Regions from separate parts of the Homo sapiens genome. Here region 2 is linked to region 1. A link is an interaction called in ENCODE POLR2A ChIA-PET data of the cell type or tissue named here. Cell type or tissue: OCI-LY7. All regions are shown on one strand. Each heading gives the region's core, and the rest is flanking DNA. Links, peaks and the distances in the headings are about the cores only.

The links. ChIA-PET counts read pairs that join two places held together with the same protein. Peaks named below come from ENCODE experiments on the same cell type or tissue, not always from the same donor. Only the 100,000 strongest peaks of a DNase experiment are listed, where the experiment ranks them.
Region 2: POLR2A ChIA-PET joins it to region 1 with 6 read pairs; 3 of 35 experiments call an interaction of 5 or more read pairs at or near these places.

The regions. Positions count from the first base shown.
Region 1 is chr3:123,148,660-123,156,953 of GRCh38, forward strand. It overlaps PDIA5 (protein disulfide isomerase family A member 5), which reads left to right. Exons shown (of 17, transcript NM_006810.4): 14 at 1,575-1,705; 15 at 6,312-6,382. Among named protein-coding and RNA genes, the nearest start is that of MIR7110, 9.0 kb to the right of the region's middle. RefSeq lists enhancers at 5,469-5,969, 8,011-8,294. In OCI-LY7, for the core only: a CTCF peak has its summit at 4,702; a DNase peak (open chromatin) is centred at 4,662; H3K4me3 peaks cover 560 bases; H3K27ac peaks cover 2,569 bases.
Region 2 is chr3:123,227,384-123,235,677 of GRCh38, forward strand. The region is part of intron 4 of SEC22A (SEC22 homolog A, vesicle trafficking protein); the gene reads left to right. Among named protein-coding and RNA genes, the nearest start is that of SEC22A, 30 kb to the left of the region's middle. RefSeq lists a silencer at 1,776-1,976. In OCI-LY7, for the core only: no CTCF peak of the experiment used is centred there; no DNase peak of the experiment used is centred there.

The DNA of each region.
Region 1 (8,294 bases), core at 2,373-6,372:
GCCTTTGCAGAATGCTCTCCTATCTCTTGCTCCATTTCATCCTCAAGTCCTGCTGAGGCCAGAGTTTTTAATTCCTATTTCATTGGTGAAGAAACTTAGGTTCAGAGAGGTTAAGGGCCCTATCCAGGGACAAATAGTAGTTCTTCCGGGAACTTGGAGGGGATCCTTCAGGTGGAGTGTGAACAGCCGATGGCTCGGGGGTGGAGAACTGAGACTCGTCACCCAGAAGCAGGGCGAGCAGACAGCGCCAGAAAAGGTGGATGGCATTTACAGGCAGGTGCATAGGCTGCCAGGCTGTGGGTAACTGAGATGCGCCTGCCAGCAGGCCAGCCTGGGGAGGCAGTGTTCAGGGAAAAGGCAGAGCAGAAAGGTCAGATGAGTGGTGTCAGCCATGGAACCAGAGAAGCTGGAGGACAAAGACAGGGAGGAAGGCTGGGAGGGGCCCGTCTTAGTCACCAGCACAGGAGAAGGTGAGAGGCAGGGAGACTGATTTGGGAGGAGGAGGGAAGAGTAATGTGTTCTAAGTCATGGTGGATTTGAGGTTACAATGGGACTTCCAGCTGGAAATGCCTGAAAAACACCTGGAAATAAGGAGCTTGGATGAGAGGTGAGGCCTTAAGTTCTTCTCAGCCATGGAAATCACTGGAGCCATGCAGAGGAATGAGATCTTTGAGAATTGCAAGGGCTCAGAATAGAACTGGAAGCACAGAGAGGGCTGCACTCAGCTGGTGCAGGGGCTGTGGCACAAGCCCAGTGGGAGACGTGGCAGCGTGGGTGTAGCCCTCTCCCCAGAAATACTCCCAAGAAGGGGAGCTGAGTTATAGAGAGGGAAGCAGGGGAGCAAAAGCTATTGCAAGACCCTGGAGATCCATCCTTGCATGAGGCAGAGTGGAGGGACCCAGTGGACAGCAAGAGACTGAGAAGCAATAACATTTATCCAATGCCTGGCATTTATTAGAGCATCTAGGCTCTCAGTAAATATTAGTTCCTTGACTGAGTAGATGCTTTTCATACATTCTCTGCTCTTCATAAAGATCCCATTGTCCTCATTTAACAGAAAAGAAAACGGAGGCTCAGAGGGGTTTAGTAACTTACCTAAGGTTGCACAGCTGGTAAGTCATCTGGACTTGAACCCAGGCCCGCCTCACTCCTTGGCCCATGCTCTCCACCAGAACAGAAGCTGAGAACCAGAAGATAATGAACGATCATGTAGGGTCCTAGAGGGGGCAGAAAGGAGGGGCCTGGGAGTCCAAGCAGAGGTGCCTCTATGCTCTTGTCAAGGAGTTCGTGGCCCACAACTGGGGGGGCTGCCCTGACCTGAAATGGTGTCAAGTCTTCCATATTTTACAAAATGGCTCCTTAATGGGCTCCTCAGAGGGAATCAGGGAAGGTCTTTGCTGGTGGCACAGATTTGTTTGTGTTTAAACTGTGGTTTTAAAATGAAATTTTAGAAGGATTGTAGTGGTTTCTTCATGCATGTTCCCCCGAGTGGTTGGGACATTGAGGGTGGATTTCCTTGCCCATCTAAAAATCTCTCCTTATGGCTGCCTCCCCACTCCCCTGGCTTCTTGCAGCCCTGAGGCCCCCCCGCCCCCAGAGCCCACGTGGGAAGAGCAGCAGACAAGCGTGTTGCACCTGGTGGGGGACAACTTCCGGGAGACCCTGAAGAAGAAGAAACACACCTTGGTCATGTTCTACGCCCCTTGTAAGTAGCTTGGGTGCTCACTGAGTGGCACAGTAAGAGGGGTTTGGCCCCACCAAACCAAAAAGACCCGCACACCCACCCCAGGGACCAAGGCAGCCGCTGATGGATCCCAGGGTCATCTCCATTATGAACCAGGCTCTCCAATTTTATTCCAGGCTAAGAGGTCCTTCAAATCCAGGGCCTCCTTTTGTCAGACTCGTCGGGCTCTCCTTCCTTTGGGGCAGCCTTTCTCGTGTCTGTCCTAAAGCCCTCTGCCTCTGTGCTCGTCCCCTCTTGTCCCTGGGCTCCTCCATGCCCCTGTCCCCTACCTGCACACTTCCCACCCCTCAGCTGTCCCCGCCCCCTCTTCCTTCTCCAGACACTGACTTATCTTCAGCACCTTGGAACCCCCTCTCCCTGCCCTTCCAGATGGCTCTGGAGCCGTGGCATAGGCACAGCCACATTCGCTCCTGAGCTCCTGTGCTGTGCTCGTTTTAATCAGAGCTCAAGCTGAGGAAGTGACACGTCTGCCGACATTGGCATCGGTGACCTCAGGTTTCTGTGTATTCCCATTTTGAAGTTGTTAATTGATACTTACAATGAAAGGTTCTTAGAATTTCCCACTCTCTGCTGCCCTTCTCTCTCTCCCCCAGGTTACAGCTCAGCTTAATGGAGTGAGGATAATAAAAGCTGCAGTCTACAGAGAAGCCAGGCAGCTCCATCTAGCCATAAACCTGCTCAGTTGTAGCTGGCCCTCCTGTTGGCTCCCCCGTCCCCACCTTTCAAGTGTCAGTAATCCGTGGAGTCTGTGTGTTCTCAGGGTCTGAGAGGGGCCGCCACAGCCTCAGCCCCTCCTTGAGGCAGCCTCCCTGCCCATCTCTTTCTGCCTTTCCTTCTCAGAGTGGGACTTGTCCTCTCCCAGTCCCTTACAGAGCTTCCGGCTGTCCTCTTCGGTCTGTAGAGTGTGCCCAGAAGCCTGAAAATTTTCGGGAGCTGACATCTTCCCTCTGGCATTAGGGGGTGGAGGACTGAGCCTTGCCCAAGGCCATGGGGCAAGTTAGTGGCAGGCCCCTCCCGCAGCCTGGATGGCTCTCTCTATGTCACAGGCACAGTCCAGAGAGTGAGAGTGTTTTCAGCAGCAAGTGAGAACCTGGCTGCAGGAGTGGAAGCCCTTGACCAGACGAAATACTTTCCCCCAGACCTCTGGACCAGAGCCCAGTGCTTCCTCTGCCTCTCTTCAGCTCCTCCCTGACTGAGGGGCCTTCATAGCAGACATAAGCCCCCCGCCACCCTGACCCTGGCTGCTGGGACCGACAGGTGCTTGAATCCCCAGGGAATCTGGGAGAGACTCTTACCCTTTTGGGCTGCCAAAGATCTACAACTCCTTCCTTCCTGCCTGCCTGCCTGCCTGCCTGCCTGCCTGCCTGCCTGCCTGCCTGGCCTGCCTTCCTGCCTGCCTGCCTTCCTGCCTGCCTGCCTGCCTGCCTTCCTGCCTGCCTGCCTTCCTTCCTGCCCTCCTTCCTTCCTGCCCGCCTTCCTGCCTGCCTTCCTTCCTGCCTGCCTTCCTTCCTGCCTTCCTTCCTTCCTGCCTTCCTTCCTGCCTGCCTTCCTTCCTGCCTGCCTTCCTTCCTGCCTTCCTTCCTGCCTTCCTGCCTTCCTTCCTTCCTTCCTTCCTGCCTTCCTTCCTGCCTGCCTTCCTTCCTGCCTGCCTTCCTTCCTGCCTGCCTTTCTTCCTGCCTTCCTTCCTGCCTTCCTGCCTTCCTTCCTTCCTTCCTTCCTTCCTGCCTTCCTTCCTGCCTGCCTTCCTTTCTGCCTTCCAGCCTGCCTGCCTTCCCGCCTGCCTTCCCACCTGTCTTCCACCTACCCATCAAATATCAGCTCTGTGCTGTGCAGTGTCTAGGGCCCAGGGTACAAGGGAGGGAGACATGTCCCTGCCAGGCCTTGAGGGGCTCACTGTCTACCCTGACAAAATTCTAAACACAATCCATCCAGGGCAGGGTCACTGAGTGACTCAACCTCTGGCAGAGGGCTTGGTCCTTAGAGTTTCTTCATTTCTGTTACTGCGTTTTTCTGTCCCTAAACCTTGCCCCAGGGACATACATCTTTATCAGTGGGTTACAGGGGGAAGACTTTCCAAGGACAAAAAAGATACATCTTTTGACTTTTTAATAATGAAAATAATAATACCTATTTTTATATATAAATATGGCATATACTATATACTTTTTATATATGAAGGATCTAAACACTACAGAAATGTCAAATAGTAAAGTCAAATGCCTGATAGAGGTCTAAAGGAAAAGCAGCATACCCACACGTTCCTGCTCCCCTTCTAGCTGCCTCACCCCAACATCTTACCTCCCCTCACATCTCTCCACCTCCCACATCCCTTCTCCCACCATGTCTGCCCCTGCATCCTGTCTCCCCAGCTTCTGCACAGCTCTTCCTCCTGCTGTTTCATTGTTCCTTTTACGCTGAATGGTCTGGTCATGGTGACTGCCCTTCTCAGGCCAGCTTGGCGGAGTCTCTAGAACTGCAATTGTCCAGCCTGTCCTCAGTCTTTGTTCCTCTTTCCCCACTCTGGGAGGCGTCTTTGGTTTTCTGCTACACAGAGGCAGTGCCTTTTTTTTTTTTTTAAGCCTACATTAAATAAAAAAAATCATCCACATCTGGCCCTCCTGACACCTCTTGGAAGCATCTTCATGCACTTTCTGAAACAGCCCTCCCTCCCATTACTCATTGGCCCCACTCTTTCTTTCGGATAATGAGAAAATTAGATGCAACAGAAAGCCATTAATCTGAGGCCTAGATATTTTAAATTGATGGTAACAGGAATTTACACTAGGCTGACAGTTACCTTTAGACTTTCAATGAACAAAGAGGTTAAAAAGGAAAAATTAATAGTGAAACCAGGTTTTGAGGAAGGGGGGTGGTTATTTTCGCCAGCCTAATGCTATTATGGGCATAGGCCACACACAAGGGGCCTGCAGCTGCCTGCAGGAGCTGTCTGTGACATACCTTGTTAACCAGTAGATTGCGCTCTTTAAGTGTTTTGAAAATTTTATAACATCATCCCTTTATAGTGTGACATTTTCATGAATTTGAGCTATTTTTCTTTCTGTTATGTCAAATTAGTGAAGTGTTACTTGTAATTTCCATTTTAGGCTATTAAAAAATCATCCAGTCTCTGCCATGAGCTAGGCTGTGCTAGGCACATTGCTAAGCTGTGCTTGTCTCATTTCTGATATAACCCATCACTGGCCCAGGTCTCTTCTGCTCCTTCTGCATGAGACTTGGCAAAGCCCTCTACACCCCCACCCCCCATCACCCCCCACAATGCTCTGGGCCAGCTGGCCACTCTGCCAGCCAGGCCATGTGGGTGGTCCTGCTCATCTCAAGACTGGCTCAAGGACTAAATTCAGATTAAACTTGTAGCTTAGCCTTAATTTGGTTTCACAAAACCCTTTGAAATGCCAGTCATTATTATCTTATTTTAAAAAGGAGAAAGTAGATGAGCAAAGCCGTTTCTGTTCCCACCGTGGCATCTCTGCCTTCCCGAGGCTGAGGGAGGCTGGCTGACGTAGAGGTGTGGGCTGGAGCCTCCCCTTGCTCAGGGAAACCCTCCCCTCAGAGCCCTTCTGTGCCCTGGACAGTTCTGTTCACCAGTGACTGGGAAAGGGCTGAGAGAGGAGGGGGGTTTGGGTTCTGATCTGTTAGTGCTGAGGGAAGGGCTGGATCAGCCTGCAGCTCCTGGGCTCACCAGGACAGGAGGAGAAAGTGGCCCCCACAGAGGTCCCTACCCTGCTTCTGAGACACTGAGGTCAGAGTTGGGGCTCAGGGTGATGCCCAGAACAAGAGACAGATGCTGGAGGTAGGGGCCCCAGTATAGCTCAAAGGCCTTAGGCTGCTCTGACAAGCCTTCTCCCTGGGACAGGGAGCATCAAGGGACCTGAGGACTGCCTGGTGACTTCCCGTAGCTCCTCTCCCTCTTACCCTGACCATGGCCTTCCTGTTCCTGGCTTTGAGGTTCTGGTTATTGTAGAGCAAAGAGTAGATGGAGACCTGGGGACCAGGGCCTGATTTGGCTGCTCACAGTCTGGGCTGGGTGGAGGTTGCTAGGAATGCAGAAGTTAGCAGCAAATCATGAGCAGTGGGTGCAGAGTAGTTGCCCCAAAATCCCCCCACCCTGCATTTCCCAACGCCACTTCCTCTCAGTCAGGAAATGGAGAGATTTGCTATTGTCCCTGGAGCAAGAGAAGATTGTAGCGGCTCTGAGAATCCCGTGCCTTCCTCTTTAAGCCCAAAGCTCCCTCTGCCCCCAAGATCAGGCTGTTCCTCGTCCTCTGTGGAAGGAGCAGAACTAGACTACAGTGACCATCGCCCCCCAGCCTGGGCAGGAGCATATGATGCTTGTGACAGGGACTCCTACCAGTCCCCCCTACCAATAGATCAGACATGGGTGGGAGGTGGTTAGAGTGGCAAGGTTGACAAAAGGACCCTGACAGTGTGGCGGGCAGTGGGGAGCTCCTGGAGAGCCCTCTCTGGAGCTTTCAGGAAGGGTCCCTGGCCCTGCAGCCTCCCTGCACATGCATCACAGTCCTGTGTGCTCTCTTCCCCTCTCACACAGGGTGCCCACACTGTAAGAAGGTCATTCCGCACTTTACTGCTACTGCTGATGCCTTCAAAGATGACCGAAAGGTAAGGACAGCGCTCTTCATCTCTTGATCTGCCTGCAGCTAATTCCTACACCTTCCTTCTTGTCATTCAGGTCCTTCCCCAAACAGGGGCAGGTCTGCTAAGACCTGTAAGCAGGAAATTCCTTGGGAACCAGGACATTCTCTTTAGAAGGAAGATAGGGCAGGCTGGATTTATGCTGCAAAATCAACTAAAAGGGATATGCTGAACCATTCCAGCACTTACTTGGAGGAGAGGGATGGTTAAAGGGGTCATCTATTTACTTTTTTAGTGTTTGAACCTTTTTACTGTAGGATTGTCATCATGCATTACTTATATAATTAAAAATACAAATTTAAAAATCCAACAAAAGTCAACTGGAGGATGCCATGGTGGAGGAGAGCAAGGCCATGTCAGTGGAGCCTCGCCCTGCCTAAGTGAAAGGCTCCTGCAGCTGCCGACTGATGAAGCATAAAATTAACAAGCTAGAGCTGCAGATTGGATTAGAGTGCAGGGCCTCCAGGCGCGTCCCCCAGGCACATCCCCCAGGCAGCTGGTGCAGTGGGGGCTTCTGCTGGGAGAGGGCTTGTGGGGCAGGGAAATACCCCTGAATTCGGGGAAGTGTGATTGACTGCCAGCCTTTGAGTTCCCTTCTCATCCATGCCAGGCGGAGCACTGGTGCAGAGGACTGCAAACATTCCTCCCAGCCCTGAGACTCAGTCATGGGAACCTCTGGCCTAACAGGCCCTAGAAGCTGGCAGTCACGTGGGATCTGCATTCACACACACCCAAACCCAGAGTCACGTGCAGGGGTGCCTTACTTTCCTGGGTGGAATCCCAGGTGGGGCCAGGGCAGGCTGGAAGGAACCAAGGCCAGGCATAAGCTGAGCATAGAGTCCTAGATGATAAACAGGCCAAGCAGGCCTAGACGGAAGTTCAGCCGAGGCAGGAAAGGGGAGCAGGTATTAGTGGAGCAGCCCTCACAAGCAGAGACAGATGACCATCCCAGGGCCGGGTGGGCAGGGTTTGAAGTTTTGATCAAGGCCAACAGGAGGTCAGGCCTAAAGGTACCATCCAGACCTTGTGGGAGCAGAGATACAGGTGCTAGGATCACCTTAACAGGCCCAGAGACAGTGGCAGAGATGGGGTAATGAGAACTTTACAGGGACATAAAGCCAAAGGAAGCCAGGCTGGGGACAGGCCCATGCAGGCAGAGTGGGGATGAACTGGGAACCTGATTCTCACTTAGACCCAGAGCCCAGGACTCTCTCTGGAGTCAGGAGGTCCCATTGTTACCCGAAAGCCCTGGCTGCGGCTTTGAGGCACCCCTCACCCCCACCAGAAGGGAGTACAAGGACCAGAAGCGTTTTCTCCTCTGCCTGCCCCTTTCCCTGCACTGAGTGGGGTATGGCAGCAGGGGCTTCCTTCCCGTGTCCATGTCCCTCATTGTTCCCACCCACTTGTGCACAGCACAGGGTAGTTGCTCCTGCTTGGTGGTCCCACGATATCCAGCATGGCCTGGGCTGCCAGTCCACAGGACCGGAATAGCTGCCACTCTGTATTGACGTCCATCACGTGCCACCCAGAATGCTGGGTGCTCTGGGCAGCAGGAGAAAGGCTGAGGTGTGCCATCTCCCTGTCCCACTGGACACTCAGGTCTCCATAGGCCCCAGGAGATCTGTGAGGGTCCTGAGGCATGACTGGCAGACAGATCCTGGGCTTGCCCTCCCAGCCATGCTGGGGAGCATGGTGTCAGGGAGCGTGGTCCAGCTGAGGCACCGAGGGGGCTGGGGAAACCCTGAAGGGGCAGCCCCATTGACGTGGCCCCTTTCTGCCCACTAGACCGCCGCTGAGGCTGTCCTGTGGCCTGACCCACATCAGTGCAGGTGAGGCCAGACTTGCCAGGCCTCCAGCGGGCAGCTGAGAGCCCACGTCT
Region 2 (8,294 bases), core at 1,984-5,983, 78 kb after region 1:
ATAAATATCTCCAATTCACCAATGAGAACACATGGACACAGGGAGGGGAACATCACACACGGGGGCCTGTCAAGGGGTTGGGGGCAAGGGGAGGGATAGCATTAGGAGAAATACCTAATATAGATGATGGGTTGATGGATGTGGCAAACCACCATGGCACATGTATACTTATGTAACAAACCTGCACGTTTTGCACATGTATCTCAGAACTTAAAGTATAATAAAAAAAGAAATAAAAATGTAAGACAATATCAACTATAGAATACAAAGCAAACACATTTATCATTGTATATTGACAAAGGGCAAAATTTTCAATTAAACTGCAACAAACATGCACCTTTTTGAATCACGAGGTCAGGAGTTCAAGACCAGCCTGGCCAAGATGGTGAAACCCTGTCTCTACTAAAAATACAAAAATTAGCTGAGTGTGGTGGCAGGCACCTGTAATCCCAGTTACTCGGGAGACTGAGGCAGAGAATTGCTTGAATCCAGGAGGCAGAGGTTGCAATGAGCTGAGATCGTACCACTGCACTCCAGCCTGGGTGACAAAGCGAGCTCCATCAGAAAAAAAAAAAAAAAACTCCAGTTCACTTAGCCTTTTCATTTATGGCATTTCAAGTTCTCCCCATCCTAGAAGCTTCCTCTAGACATGCTTTAGTTTGTTAATATTCTTTAAATTTGGACTGAATACAACACTTCACATACAAATGTGGGAGAAGAGGGTAACAAATTTCATTAAAATAATCCAGTCAGTTAGTAAACAAGCAGATAACAATAACAAGCCCAGTTGGTCAGGGGTGGTAGGGGGAGAGTGGGCTAGTACCCACATTGTTACAATATGTTATCTAAAATGTCCAATTTCCAGTAAATTATAAGACATGCAAAGAAACAGGAAAATATGGCCAGGTGTGGAGGCTCACACCTATAATCCCAGCATTTGGGAGGCCAAGGCGGGCGGATCTCCTGGGGTTGGGAGTTCACGACCAGCCTGACCAACATGGAGAAATCCCGTCTCTACTAAAAAAAAAAAAAAAAAAAAAAATTAGTTGGGCAGGGTGGCACATGCCTGTAATCCCAGCTACACGAGAGGCTGAGGCAGGGGAATTGCTTGAACCCAGGAGGCGGAGGTGGCAGTGAGCTGAGATTGCACCATTGCACTCTAGCCTGGGCAACGAGAGCGAAAACTCCATCTCAAAAAAAAAAAAAAAAAAGAAAGAAAATATGACCCACACACTGTGGGCATGGGGTAGAGGGGACAGAATGTAGGTAACAGAAACTGCCTCTGAGAGCAATCAGCTGTCAGATTTAACAGACAGAGGCTTCAAAGTAGTCATTATAATCATGTTCAAAGACTAAAGGAAACTATTAAAGGAGTAAAGGGGGAGGTATGATAATGTTGCATCAAATAGACAATACCAATAAAGAGAAATTATTTTTAAAAAACACAGTGGAAATTCTGGAATTAAGTAAAATTACTAAAATGAAAAATTCACTAGAAGGGCGTAACAATAGATTTGAACTGGCAGAAGAGTTAGCAATTTGAAGATAGATTGATAGAGATTATCTAATCTGAAAAACAGAAAAAAGAATGAAGAAAAATGAATGGAACCTCAAAAAAATGGGGCATGCTAACATAGGTGTGATAGGATACCGAAGAAGAAGGGGGAGAAAAAGCAGAAAAAATATTTGAGGAAATAATGGCTGAAAAGTTCCCAGATTTACTGAAGAACATTAGTCTGCTCTTGCAGGAAGCTCAGTGAACTCCAAATGGGATACACACGAGATCCACAAATAGATGAATCATAGTAAAATGCTGAAAACTAAAGACAAGGAGAAAGTCTTGAAATCAGCAAGAGAAAAAGAACTTGTCACTTACATGAGTTTACCTGTATAACAAACCTGTCCCTGAACCTAAAATAAAAGTTAAAAGGAAACCAAAACTCATCACTTACAGTGAACCTCAATAAGATTAACAGCTGACTTCTTAGCAGAACCAATAGAGACTAGTAGGCAATGGAATGACATACAAATTGCTGAAAGAAAGAAAATAAAAACTACCAGTAACCAAGAATCTTATATCTAGCAAAGTTATCTTTTAAAAAAATGAAGGCAAAGTAAAGATATTTACAGATAAATGAAAGATAAGAGAATTCGTTACTAGCAGAAACACCTTATAAGAAATAATAAAGGAAATTCTTGGCTGCATGTTGTGGCTTACGCCTGTAATCCCAACACTTTGGGAGGCTGAGGCGGGCAGATCACGAGGTCAGGAGTTCAAGACCAGCCTGGCCAACATGGTGAAACCCCGTCTCTACCTAAAATACAAAAATTAGCTGAGCATGGTGCCACACGCCTGTAATCCCAGCTACTCAGGAGGCTGAGGCAGGAGAATTGCTTGAACCCGGGAGGCGGAGATTGCCGTGAGCCGAGATCGCGCCACTGTGCTCCAGCCTGGGCAACAGAGCAAGACTTCATCTCAAAAAAAAAAAATAAATAATAATAATAATGGAAATTCTTTAGGATGAAAACAAGTGACCCTAGAAAATAATTTGAATCCATTTGAAAAAAAGCAAAGAACAAGGGTAAATGTAATTAAGTAATTAAAAAAGACAGTAAAGGCCCGGTGTGGTGGCTCATGCCTGTAATCTTAATACTTTGGGAGGCCAAAGTGGGAGGATCCCATGAGCCCAGGAATTTGAGGTTGCAGTGAGGTAGGCTGCCCTCCAGCCTGGGCAGTAGAGCAAGACTCTGACTCGTAAAAATACATTAATGCATTTTTCTTCTACTCTCTACTCTTAACTGATTTAAAAAGTGATCATATAAAACAGTGTATATATAATGTCATTTGGGCCTATAACATATAGAAATGTAATATGTTTTCGCATACAGCAAAAAGGACATGGGTGGTATTAAAGTTGTACTGGGATAAGGAAATTACTCCAGATGATAATTCAAATCAACAGGAACTAATGAAGGAAGCCAGAAAGATAAGATAAATATTAACAAGAGCTATAAACATATAATTACTATCCTTTCTTAGCATTTTTGGAAGACATAAAATTATAGAAGGTCATAATTTATAACAATGCATTATGGAGTTTGTGATGTTTATTGATATGTATAACAGCAATACCACAAAAAGGAGATAAAGGGAATAGAGCTATATAGGAGTAATGTTTCTGTGGCTCATTAGAATATAGTATAAATTCTTGCAGTTAAGATGTACATGGTAAGCTTAGAGCAACCACAAAGCAAATAAAAAGTAGTGAAAAATTATTAAAGTAAAATACCGTACTACCAAATATTCACTTCATGCAAAAAAAAAAAAAAAAAAAAAAGTGAAGGAGGGATAGAGCCAAAAAAGGCATGAGATGGATAAGAAAAAAGGGAAAAAATGGCAGATGTAAATCTATATCAGTAATAATGTTATATATGAATGGATTTAAAAAGTGTTAATATATTAAATAATCCAGTCAAAAGATGGAGATTGTAAGATTGGAGTAAAAATAAAAACACAAGATGCAACTATATGTTGTCTTCAGGAGACATACCTTAGATTCAAATATACAAATAGATTGAAAGTCAAAGGATAAAAAAAGATAAATGAAGAGGAAAAGAGAGCTGGAGTACCAATACTAATATCAGACAAAATGGACTTTACGACAAACATTGGTATGAGAGGTAAAGCATGACATTTTATAATGATAAAAGGGTGAATCAATTAAGATAGAGCTATAAACATACATGCATTTAACAACAGAGCCCCAAAGTACATTAAGTAAAACCTGCCAGAAGTGAATACAGAAATAGACAATTGAACAATGGTAGTTGGAGACTTAAATACACAACTTTCAATCATGGATAGAACAATTAGGCAGAAGATAAGAAAATAGAAGACTTGAACACCTGCACCACCATATGCCAGTGAGACATAACAGACATCTATTAGGATACTCCATTTAACAACAGAATTTATGTTCTTCTCAAGTGCATGTGAACTATTCTCCAGGATAGACCTTATGCTAAGCTAAACAAAACAAAAAGAAAAACAAAACCTTCATAAATTTAAAAGGATAGAAATAGTACAAAGTATGTTCTCCAGCTACATTAGATGAAATTAGAAGTGAAAACAGAAAGAAATTTGGGAAACTCACAAATATGTGGAAGTTAGACAGTACATTCCTAAATAGTGAATGGGTCAGAGACTAAATCAAAAGGGAAATGCGTACTTTGAGATGAATGAAAATGAAGATTCAGCATACCAAAACTTACAGGATGTAGTAGCAAAAGCTAAATTTAGAGGAAAATTTATCGCTGTAAATGCCTATGTTTAAAAAAACAAAAACCAGATTTGAAGACAACTTTCCACTTAAAGATAATGGAAAAAGAAAAGCAAATTAAACCTAAAGCAAACAGAAGGAAGGAAATAACGATTAGAACAGAAACAAATGAAATAGAGGATAGGAAAACAGTAGAGAAAAATCAACAAAACCAAAAGTTGGTTCTTTGAAAAAACTGACAAACCCTTAGCTAGATTGACCCAGAAAATAATTACTCAAATTAGAAATGAAGGGGCCAGGCACGGTGGCTCATGCCTGCAACCCCAACACTTTGGAAGGCTGAGGTGGATGCATCACTTGAAGCCAGGAGTTCAAGACTAGCCTGGCCAACATAGCAAAACCCCATTTCTACTAAAAATACAAAAAATTAGCTGAGCATGGTGGCACGTGCCTGTAATCCGAGCTGCTCAGGAGGCTGAGGACGAGAATTGCTTAAAACGTGGGAGGTGGAGGTTGCAGTGAGCTGAGATCACACCACTGCACTCCACCCTGGGTGATAGAGCGAGGCTCTGTCTAAAAGAAAAAAGAAATGAAAAGGATGGCATTTCTACTGACCTTCTAGAAATAAAAAGGATTATAAAGAATACTATAAACAACTGTCTCCCATTAAATTCAATAACTTTGATGAAATGGATAAATTCCTAGAAAAACACCAACTACTGGTAATGATGCAAGAAGATAATATGAATAGATCTGTAAAAGCAAAAAGATTCAATTAGTAATAAAAACTACCCACAAAGAAAACTCCAGGCCCAGATACATTTACTGGTGATTTTTACCAAACAGTTAATGAAGAGTTAATAACCAGTTATTTACAAACAGTTCCAAAAAAACAGTAAAGGGCCAGATGCTGTGGCTCACACCTGTAATCCCACCACTTTGGGAGGCCGAAGCAGGTAGATGGCTTGAGCTCAGGAGTTCAAGACCAGCCTGGACAATGTAGTGCAACACTGTCTCTACAAAAAATACTTCCGTATTCTGTGAGGCCGGTATCATACTAATACCAAAACCAGGCAAAGTCATCACAAAGAAAGTAAAATGCAGACCAATATATCTTATGAATATGGACACAAAAGTCCTCAGCAAAATACAAGCAAACCCAATCCAGCAACGTATTTAAAAAATTAGGCCAGGCGCTGTGGTTCATGCCTATAATCCCAGCACTTTGGGAGACTGAGGCAGGAGGATCACTTGTGCCCAGGAGTTTGAGACCAGCCTGGACAACATAGGCAGACCCCATCTCTACAAAAAATTTTTAAAAATTAGCGTGATGGTATGCATGTGTAGTCCCGGCAACTCAGGAGGCTGAGGTGGGAGAATCATTTGAGCCCAGGAGTTTGAGGCTGCAGTGAGTAATGATGACACCACTGCACTCCAGCCTGGGTGACAGAGCAAGACCATGTCTCTAAAAGAAAAAATTACAGTTATGTGCTACATAACAACATTTTGTCAGTGATAGACTGAATATATGGTGGTGATTTCAAAAGATTATAATAGCATATTTTTACTGCACCTTTTCTATGTTTAGATACACAAATACTATTGTGTTACAGTAGTCTACAGTAGCCAGTACGATAACATGCTGCACAGGTTTGTAACCCAGGAGCAATAGGCTATACCATATAGCCTAGGTATGTATTAGGGTATACTATCTAGGTTTGTGTAAATACACTCTATGACGTTTGCACAGCAATATCACCTAATGACACATTGTTCAGAATGTATCCCCATTGTTAAAGGATGCATGACCTGCATAAATCCTGACCAAGTGGGATTTATCTCAGGTGTGCAAGGTTGCTTTAACATCCAAAAATCAATTAATGTAATATATTGATAGAATAAGAAATGAAAAACACATGATTATCTCAATACATGCAGAAAAAGCATTTGACAAAATTCAACAGCCTTTCATGGCAAAAAAACAAACAAACAAAAAAAAACACTCAACAAACTAGGAATAGAAGGGAAGTTCCTCAACTTGATAAAAGTCCCTTATGGAAAACCCACAACTAACATTATATCTAATGGTGAAAGACAGGATGCTTTTTCCTAAGATCCAGGGACAAGACAAAGATGTCTGCTTACACTACTTCTAGTCAACATTATACTGGAAGTTCAAGGCACAGCAGGCCGTTGGACAAGGACAATAAATAAAAAGGCATGTAGATTGCAAAGGAAGAAATAAAATAACACCATTCACATATGACGTAATCTTTTATATAGAACATTCTAAGGAATCCACTGAAAAACTATTTGAGAACTAATAAATGAGTTCAGTGAGGTTGCAGGATACAAGATTAATATAAAAAACAATTGTATTCTATACACTAACAATGAACAATCTGAAAATGAAATTAAGAAAACCCTATATACTGAAAACTTTAAAACATAATTGAAAGAAACAACACCTACATTAATGACAAATAGTCTCATGTTCATGGATTGAAAGACAGTATTATTTACATGGTTGTACTTCCCAAATTAATAGAGAGATTCAGCACATTCTTTATAAAAATCCCGGCTTTTTTTGTAGAAATTGACAAGGTGATCCTAAAATTCATATGGAAATGCAAGGGATGGAGCATAGCCAAAATAATCTTGGAAAATCTTGGAAAAGTACAAAGTTGGAGGACTCACACTTCCAAACTTATTACCAACCTACAATTATCATGACTGTGTGGTTCTAGTTTAAGGATAGACACATAGATCAATGGAGTAGAATTGAGAGTACAGAAGTAAACTCACTATGGTTAACTAATTTTCAACAGTGATGCCAAGACAATGGTGAAAGAATAGTCTTTTTGACAAATGGTGCTAGGACAACTAGATACCACATGCAAAAGAATGAAGTTGGACCCCTACCTCAAAAAAAATATATAAATTAATTAAAATGTATCAAAAACTTAACAACAAAACTATAAAACTTTTAGGAGAAAACATACATATAAATCTTTGTATAATCTTATATTAGGTTTTTAAGACTTAACACCAAAATCACAATGAAAAAAGAAAAAATAGGCTGGGCTCAGTGGCTCACGCCTGTAATCCCAGCACTTTGGGAGGCCAAGACAGGCAGATCGCTTGGTCCCATGAGTTCGAGACCAGCCTGGGCAACATGGCGAAACCTCATCTCTACAAAAAATACAAAAATTATCCAGGCGTGGTGGCGCACGCCTGTAGTCCCAGCTACTCGGGAGGCTGAGGTGGGAGGACGGCTTGAGCCTAGGAGGCGGAGGTTACAGTGAGCTGAGATCGTGCCACTGCACTCCAGCCTGGGCAACAGCCAGACCTTGTCTCAAAAAAAAAAAAAAAAATAGATAAGGTGGACATCATCAAAGCTAAAAACTTTTTTGGAGACAAGTTCTTACAATGTTGCCCAGGCTGGTCTCGCACTCGTCGGCTCAAACAATCCTCCCACCTCAGGCTCTAGAGTAGTCTGGATTACAGGCATGTACTACCTCACCCAATTCAAAATTAAAAACTTTGTTCTTCGAACGACACTATTAAGAAAATGAAAAGGCAACCGACACAATGGGAGAAAATACTTGTAAATCATATGTCTGATGAGGAACTAGTATCTAGAATATGTAAATAACTGTTACAACTAAACGATAAAAAGACATAATCCAGTTTAAAAATGGAGAAAGGATTGGACTAGGCATTTTTGCAAAGAAGTTGTACAACTGGACAATTAACACATGAAAAGATGTTCAACGTCATAGTCATTAGGGAAATACAAAGCAAAATTACAAGTAGATGCCACTTCATATGTATTAGGATGGTTAAAATTAAAAAGATAGACAATAACAAGTGTGGATGAGGATATAGAGAAATTGGAATCTCCATACTTTGCCAGTGGGGTTGTAAAATTATGCAGTCACTTTGGAAAACAGTTTGGAAGTTCCTCAAAAAGTTAAAAAGAGTCACCATATGGCCCAGGAATTCTACTCTTAG